3 separate regions of the Mus musculus genome follow, and regions 1 and 2 are each linked to region 3. The links are chromatin loops, found by intact Hi-C in ENCODE. Cell type or tissue: heart. All regions are shown on one strand.

Region 1 (2,500 bases), 58 kb before region 3:
GCCTCGGAGATCTGCTTGCCTCTGTCTCTCTGAGTGCTGGGATTAAAGGTGTGTGCCACCACCACTACCCAGCTGGGGCTGCTGGAATTTAATTTTGAATAGTTGATTTGGTCAGAAGGGGTCCTTGAATGCTGAAGCAGTGGTTGCCTATCTACTATGTAAGGTTCCTGGGCTCCAGAATCAGCCTTCTGTGGTCAGTATAGTCACGTGAGTTGGGAAGCTGGGAGCAAGGTTTCAAATAGGCTGTTCCTGGGCTAGGCCTCTCTGCTTTTGTCTTGGGCTTGTTGGTCACAGGAGTAGGAGTGAGCATGTACCTTCCTGGCTAAAAGGAGTGGGGCTGAGCCTCGGAGGGCCATGGTGCGGGTAAGCAGCTTGGATCCCAAAGGAGGAGCAAGTCTCATTGTGGTTGGTTTACTGCAGTGCAATTAGAAATTTTGTTGGTGTTGCATAGTAACACTTGGTGGGAACAGTCACGTTAAGTCACCATCAGAAAACTGAACAGGGGAGGGGGATGGGCAGTAGTGGTACATGCAGATAGAAGCAAGCAGATCTCTTGATTTTGAGGCCAGTTTGGTCTACATAGTGAGTTTCAGGACAACCAGAGCTACTCAGAGAACTACTGTCTCAAAACCAGAAAGGAAAAAGAGAAAATTGAATGGGCACTCAGTGTTGATATTTTTTCTGAGGAGGGAAACAGGCTTGAAGGCTGGCATATGGTTGTGAGGCTGTTGCCACAAGTGGGGCCTTGTGTCTGGGATTAAGTGTTGGTGGCTAACATTGAATATATATGGTAGTCAGATCTGCTGTGCGCTCCAGCTTATAGCTACAGGTCCTGGCAGGATGGCCCTGTGGACTCCCAGGTTTTGGCTTCTGCCAGAAGTTCAAGGAGGAGCTGCATTCCCCAGAGTTTGGAGGAGGGTTTCCCAGCACAAGGCTCTAGGGGCACTGAGACCAGGCTGTCTTTTTGAGCCTTTAATGTTTAGGTTGACTTTAAGGTATTCAGTACTGGTTTTATATCCATCCAGTGAGTATCTCACAGAATGCCTAAGGCTCTGGCTTGTGGCTGCACAACCTCTCAGAGCTTTAGTGTTTAACCAGTAGGGGGAGGTAGATTGTAGAACAGCTAAAGGCAGCCCTGTATTTTGTGTTATTTCCCTTTAATGATCTGAGTATAGCTCAGGCCAGTGAGGATCCCTTCCCTCACTGGTGCTCCAAAGTCAGGGAGACAGTTTCTCCTGGGCAGTGTTGTGATCAGACAGACAGAATGACCCAAGATAGGCCAGATGGTGCTCTTTTTGTTTTGTTTTTGTTTTTCTGAGATGGTGTTTCCTGGAACTCACTCTGTAAATCAGGCTGGTCTCAAACTCACAAAAATACACCTGCCTCTGCCTCCCAGTGTTGGGATTAAAGGGCATGCGTTGCTAGGCTTAGCTCTTACACTTTCTGGGCTCTCCTAATATGTCAGGTGATGAGTTTAAACCCGGAGTTTCAGAATTGAGGTTTGGTGACAGCCCTTCTAGTACCTCTTGAGTTATCTTTGTTCCCTCTGGCTAGGGTACATACATGTTCATGAAGGAAAATTAGAAGGTCTCTTCTCTTAGGACAGGGTTTGGCTGCTGTCACTCATCAGCCCTTCCCTAGGATAAAGGGGATAGATGGCCAATAAAACAATCCCATGTGTGAGATTTAGACCATAGAGTTTACCAGCTGAATTGGAGGGGCCAGTGGAGTCTTTTGTCTTTTTAAAAAGAAAAGTGCCAGCCAGGCAGTGGTGGCCCATTCCTATGATCCCAGCACTTGGAAGTCAGAGTCAGGCGGATTTTTGAGTTCGAGGCCAGCTTGGTCTTCAGAGTTCCAGGACAGCCAGAGCTATAGAGAGAAACTCTGTCTCGAAAAACCAAAAAAAAAAAAAAAAAAAAAAAAAAAAGGCAAAGTGCCCATAGATGCAGAGGGAGGATAGTCAATTTAAACCTGAGGCAGGGGCCCAGTTCTGCAGCCACGTGGCTGTCAGCATCCCTCTCTGACTATTTCTTCCCTTCTGCCTTCCTGGTTTTTGGGAAGTCAGGGCTTGCCTCCTGACTGGCATCCTAATCAGACTGTTATTGCTTAGTATCAGTTAAGTTGACCTCAGTTTGTTTACACTTTGGGTCTAATACACCCTAAGGAGAGCACCATGTCACCTATAACATCAAAGTCTGTAAATCTTTGCTTTTTTTTTTTTTTGTACATCTTAGCCTTTAGCAGCAGGACAGTTTGACAGTCCAGGACCCTGTGGGAAGGTGACTGCAGTGAGGGGACAATGAGGTCAGGACCTGCAAATACTTGTGTATACTGCCAGGAGGTCCTTATACTCAGGCCCGACCTGTCCAAGGCAGGAAGGCAAGCCAGGAGACTCAACTCTTCTATCTCTGGGAATAGGAGGCATGACTACATACAGACTTTCTATTTTCTGGGAAGTTGTGTTTTTCTGTAGACCTCTTGACTGGCACTGCTTTTGGGT
Region 2 (2,500 bases), 52 kb before region 3:
CCCTTATCTGGACTCTTTATTCCCATTATAACAGTGTTCAGCCCTGATTTTGACACCTGTTACTACAGAGACATCTTTAGGCCTGCACCTGTCCCACAGCCCACACTACCTGTGATCAGGGGTTGTTTACCCCCGCCCCAGCCCCATCTCAGGGCAGCCCTGCACTGGAGTCCAAGTGGCTAAACTGAGCCCCTGAAGGGGAAGTGACCAGAGCAGAGGACACTACTAGACTTGGAACTTCAGTGCTGGCTACCTGGGGTTCTCTGGGCTGAGCGGGCCAGGGCCCCCAGTCTTACCTGGTACCTGTTTACCCTGACTGTTTACCCCCTTTCTGTTGTTCAACTACAGCCTCTGAACTGAGAATTTGGGACTTATTTTTCTGATTGTAAAAATAAAAAGTGCCATGCCATTTTTATAACATTACTAGTGTCTTATTATTTAAGTAGATAATCTGTGATTATCCCCTGACTTACTCCACTGAGTGGTTTTATGTATCTAGATTTGACTTTGCATTTACTAAGTGCTAGATAGAGGGTCCTGTGGGTCTGGGAAGGCACTGGCCTGGCCGTGACCCAGGCATAGGTAGGCGGTAGAGTTGAGGTGGATGTTGAATTAGGTGGAGCTCTTGAGGGCAGGATTCATGTTCCTCTGAACCAGACCCTCCCATGTCAGTGTTTTGAGAAGGGTTGGTTGCATGGGGTGGTCCAAGGATCCTAGGGCCTGAGTTAAATTGCCCTGGACCTACAAGGGCTAGGGAAATTCTACACCCACATAGGTCCTTCAGTCCTGCCCGGGTCCAGAAAGTCCTTTTAGCATCCTCTACTGCCCTCTTAGCCTAATCCAGGGTTGAAAGACCGGTCAGTTGTTAGCATAGAAGGTTGAGGTTGCCATGACCAGCTGAGTTTCTGCGACTGGGAACTGGGGCTTGGCATCGTGGACATTTGATAAGGAAGACTACTTGAACTCAGTGGGCCAGAGGGTACTATAGCTTAGCTGGGAGAGGTGCTTGTGCACTGGTCCCATCCCCAGATGCCACAAGGTGGCAGGAGAGAACAGATTCCCGAGAGCTGTTCTCAGACCATGGCAGACACTGACACGTGTATGCTTGCATTCAAATATATGCATTTACACCATTAAAGACTTACATACGCCCAGCACGGGGAGGGCAGCATCACCAGGGTCCCGATGGCAGGGTCACACACATGGGCCACGTTCTGGAACCTGTCTTGGGGAACTGCTGTTGTGGTCTATGTAATTCTGAATAGCTGGAGATCCAGGCTCCTCTGGATCTGTCAGATTCTAACGTTGCTAACTCAGCTGTCTGACCAAAGGCTATGTGGGCCTGCTAGGATGTGCAGCTGGGAATGTGGGCCCTGAGGTGAGGTTGCCTGGAGCAGCCCTGGAGGGAAGCTTGGGCCCTGACTGCTGTAGGGGGCAGTAGGCTCATCCTAGTTGAGGTGACATGAGTGGGGTCTAGAAGACCCTTTTGAAATGGACCTTGGGAGCAGTACCATCATCTGATTGGCCATTAGCATCTACTTACTGTTGCTAGGGCCTCTGCACCAGGTTCAGTGTAGCTTTCCTTAGCTGTGAATGAGGTAGCATAACCAAGGAGAAGGGAGCCTGAAGAAGCCAACCGGGTTCCCACTGAGTGTAACAGGAAGATGAGCCCCGTGAGTAGTTGTAAGTCCCCTGGGGGTCTAAGTAGCCCCTTTTGTAGGGCCTGGAAGTAGAAATATCCTTGGGTTTTACCGTGGCTGTGGCTGAGTCAGAATATGAATTGGGGCAGCCTAGGAGGGAAGAATGCAAGCACAAGCTGCCTTGAACTTCACCTCCCCAAGGCATTTGCATGAGCCTGCAAGTGCATGCATGTGTGTTTTACCTGACTCACCACCCTGCCTTGCAAGGCTGCAAAGGTTTGTCTAGCTAGGCAGAGGCTAGTCCATCCTGCCCTTCATGTTAGAAACACAGCCTGTGAAATGAAGTTACCAGTCTTGCCAACCTGCTCACCAGGCTTCATCCAGAAACTAGTCCCAGCAAATTCCAGCTGATAACCCTGCAGGGGCCACAAACTAGCAATCTTAGAAGAAGGGCATATGACAGAGGGAGCAACCAAACCTTGGCAAAGGAAGTGAGGTCCGACCAGAAACAGAATAATGTCTCAGGGCCTTGGAGCAGCATGTCTTGGTGAAAGGAGGTGTCTGCCCCTGCCCCTGGGAATGGCAGGTGGCATGGCCTGACCTGCGATCTCTACCTGCCTGTCAAGCCTCCCAGATGGGCTCAGATTCCCAGTGCACAAGTGGCAGAGTGGTCCTCGGCTTGAAGAGGAAGTGACAAGTGGATGTCCCCACTGTTGTCACTAGATGAAAAACTAGTCCACAGGAGCTAGTTTTTCAGCCCCACTACAGGATCTCCTGGGCAGTTTTTAGAGAACTAGGTATAGATAGGTTTGAGTAGGACCTGGACTCAGCAGCACTCTTGGTGGAATAACACGTGAGCC
Region 3 (2,500 bases):
GCCGCTTATGCCGCCCACCGCACCCTCGCCGGTGCGTAGGCCTGAGTGCTGGCTGCTGGCAGGGCGGGCTGGGTGGGTGGGACAGGGAGTCGTACACACAGATGCACGCTCACTCTCATGCACGGCCCTGATACCTCCTGCCAGCGTGTGCAGGCCCCACTTGGCCGTCATGCTGGGTGCTGGACTGTGGGCCCGAACCCCAGCCCACCCTCAGGTCTTCCCCTGCCAGGGCCTGAGCCTGGGCTAGCTGCAGCAGTGCTCAGTCTTAGGCCTGACTGACATCAGGTCTCAGAGCCTAGACAAAACTAGGACCAGGCCATTGCAGACCTCTTGTGTGTCTCTTGGTCCATTTCCACCTTGTTGCGTTCAGCCACTTTTCTCTCTTTGTCACCGCCTGGGGTGTTCACGGCTCTCCTACCTGACTTCTCCAGCCAGGGCTTCATGCCCACCCCCCTGTCTAGAGCCTCAGCTGAGTAAACACCAACCTCTTTGAACCAGGAGCCTAGGCCCCACAGGGCCAGAGGCCAGTGCGCTCAAGGAGCCAGGTGACACCAGGCCATGTGCCCTGGTCACTGCCCAACCCAGCCACGGGTGGGTTCTGGTCCACTGGAGGGCATTCGGCCTGTACAGGAAGTCTGACCTTCGCTTTCTTCCCTTGCAGTTTGACAAGTTCTCACCCAAGCTGGACAGCCCCTACTTCCGACATTCCAACGTGAGTCCCTGTGCTCAGGCCCAGATTTCAGCCTACTGGGGGTGTGAGGAAGCTACAGACTTGTCCGTGCCTCCTTCTGGATGCTGAGGGGGAGGAACCAGGCAGTGCTCAAGGGTCCTCCACCATGTGGGACCCACAGTCCAGAGCTCTGTCTCTCTCTTGCAGCTCTTCCCGACCTTCCCTCCCACAGGCCCTGGGATGCCCACCCTGCTTGCACACCCCGGCCCCTTTGGGTCCATTTAGGGTGCTTTTCAACCCAAGGAGCAGCTGCTCCTGGTAGGGAGGAGGCTGGCAGGTGGGTGGGTTTAGGGCATGGGGCAGGGCTACTGACTAGCTCCCATTCTTGTTGCCATCTGGCCTTATTGTGAGCGACCCCTGCTGGCTGAGGGCCTTTTTGCAGTCAGAAAGCCTGCTACTGAGCCGTGCAGGAGTTGGCCAACTGATGTGGCAGTGAAACCCATCACCTTGCTCAGGAGGGAAGGAGCAGGAAGAGCCAGGAGCTGAGCAGGAGAGGTTCCATGGCCTCTCCCTCCAACCAGAGAATGGAGGCCACCTTTCACTTAAGCCCCCTTTGTTCATGCAACAGCAACCCAAGTCTTCAGGGCTAGGCACTGTGCTTGTTCCTTCCCCAAGAACTGTCTTGGTGTGTAGGTGCCTCTCGGACTGGGACAGTCCGTTCTCCCCAGCGATGTCATAAGCCAGTCTTCCTGCCTTGTCCAGTCCTTTTGACTGAAGGGGAGGTGGTCTTATGATGGAACTGGGGAACTGTGCAGGGTCCCACCAGCATGCCAAAGCATATTCCGTCGCAGAATTCGGGGCTCCTCCTGCTTGCTTCCTCCCTCCTCAGCCTATTGGTCCCTCATGCTCTCTCTCCCTGTACCTTCAGACTTCAAACTCAATCGAAATAACAGGCCGGTCGAGTGCAGTTCACACTTTCCTGCAGAAAGCCCCTGGGGTAGGTGTCAGCAGTCAGCCATGTAAGTTGGCACATACACTCAGGTGCTGTCTCTCCCAGCCCTGAGCCTGTGTTCCCATAGAGCCGAAACATGACCTGTTCTCTCCTGTTCACCACAGGTGTCCGATCCGTACCGGACAGCAGTCAGGGTGAGTGAGTGCATGCTGGGAAGAGGAGTTGGAAGCACACCCAGGGCTGTGGCTGGGAAGGACTCCGGTTCTCTCCTGGGTGGCCTTGGGGTGGTCCTGATGGTAGGAATCTGGGGAAGATGAGGCCCGGGAAGAGGCGCTGGGCTCTCTGAGCACATCCCGGTCCTGCCACAGAAACCAGGGAAGTGGTGTGCGGTACACGTGCAGATCGCCTGGCAGATCTACCACCAGCAGCAGAAGATGAAGGTGAGGCCGGGCCAGGCGGGTGCACTGCCAGGGCCTCCCTGGTGGGGCCGTATGGGAGGACTCTAGGGTGTGTGATGAGAGGCTCTGGCCAGCTCCAAGGTCACAGTGAGGAACATTCGTGGAACTGCCCGGGAAGAGCCTGGGTTGGGAAGACAGTGCCTGTGCCCAAGTGTCTGACTGGCAGAGGGACAGTGTCTTCACCGGAAGTCAGGGCAGTCTGCAGTACAGATGTTACCCATGATGCACTGCACCTGTGTATAGTTGTAAAAGTCTTCTAAAAGACCTTAGTCAAGTCAGCAGCGAGGGACTCATGAGAGAGTGCACGTGCCTCGGGAGAGGTGGGAAGGTACTTGCAGTGTGAATTTCCAGGACTGGAGTGGTAAAACTCAGGGGTGACCACGGTGATTCCTGAGTGATCCCTGGGGGCATTATAGGAAA

What was found. Hi-C counts contacts between places; a loop is a spot of excess contacts. Peaks named below come from ENCODE experiments on the same cell type or tissue, not always from the same donor. Only the 100,000 strongest peaks of a DNase experiment are listed, where the experiment ranks them.
Region 1: it touches region 3 in a loop (4-fold over the local background); 24 of 42 quality-filtered maps call a loop at or near these places.
Region 2: a loop joins it to region 3, with 4 times the contacts of the local background. A loop is called at or near these places in 23 of 42 quality-filtered maps.

What each region holds. Positions count from the first base shown.
Region 1 is chr5:110,433,584-110,436,083 of GRCm38, reverse strand. The region is part of intron 1 of Fbrsl1 (fibrosin-like 1); the gene reads left to right. Among named protein-coding and RNA genes, the nearest start is that of Fbrsl1, 14 kb to the left of the region's middle. In heart, a CTCF peak has its summit at 1,090 (motif pointing right); no DNase peak of the experiment used is centred here.
Region 2 is chr5:110,427,798-110,430,297 of GRCm38, reverse strand. All of the region lies in intron 2 of Fbrsl1 (fibrosin-like 1), which reads left to right. Among named protein-coding and RNA genes, the nearest start is that of Fbrsl1, 19 kb to the left of the region's middle. In heart, a CTCF peak has its summit at 1,023 (motif pointing right); no DNase peak of the experiment used is centred here.
Region 3 is chr5:110,375,569-110,378,068 of GRCm38, reverse strand. Fbrsl1 (fibrosin-like 1) reads left to right here. Exons shown (of 19, transcript NM_001142642.1): 10 at 1-31; 11 at 662-712; 12 at 1,599-1,667; 13 at 1,787-1,816; 14 at 1,991-2,062. Among named protein-coding and RNA genes, the nearest start is that of Lrcol1, 32 kb to the right of the region's middle. In heart, a CTCF peak has its summit at 1,088 (motif pointing left); a DNase peak (open chromatin) is centred at 1,048; H3K27ac peaks cover 482 bases.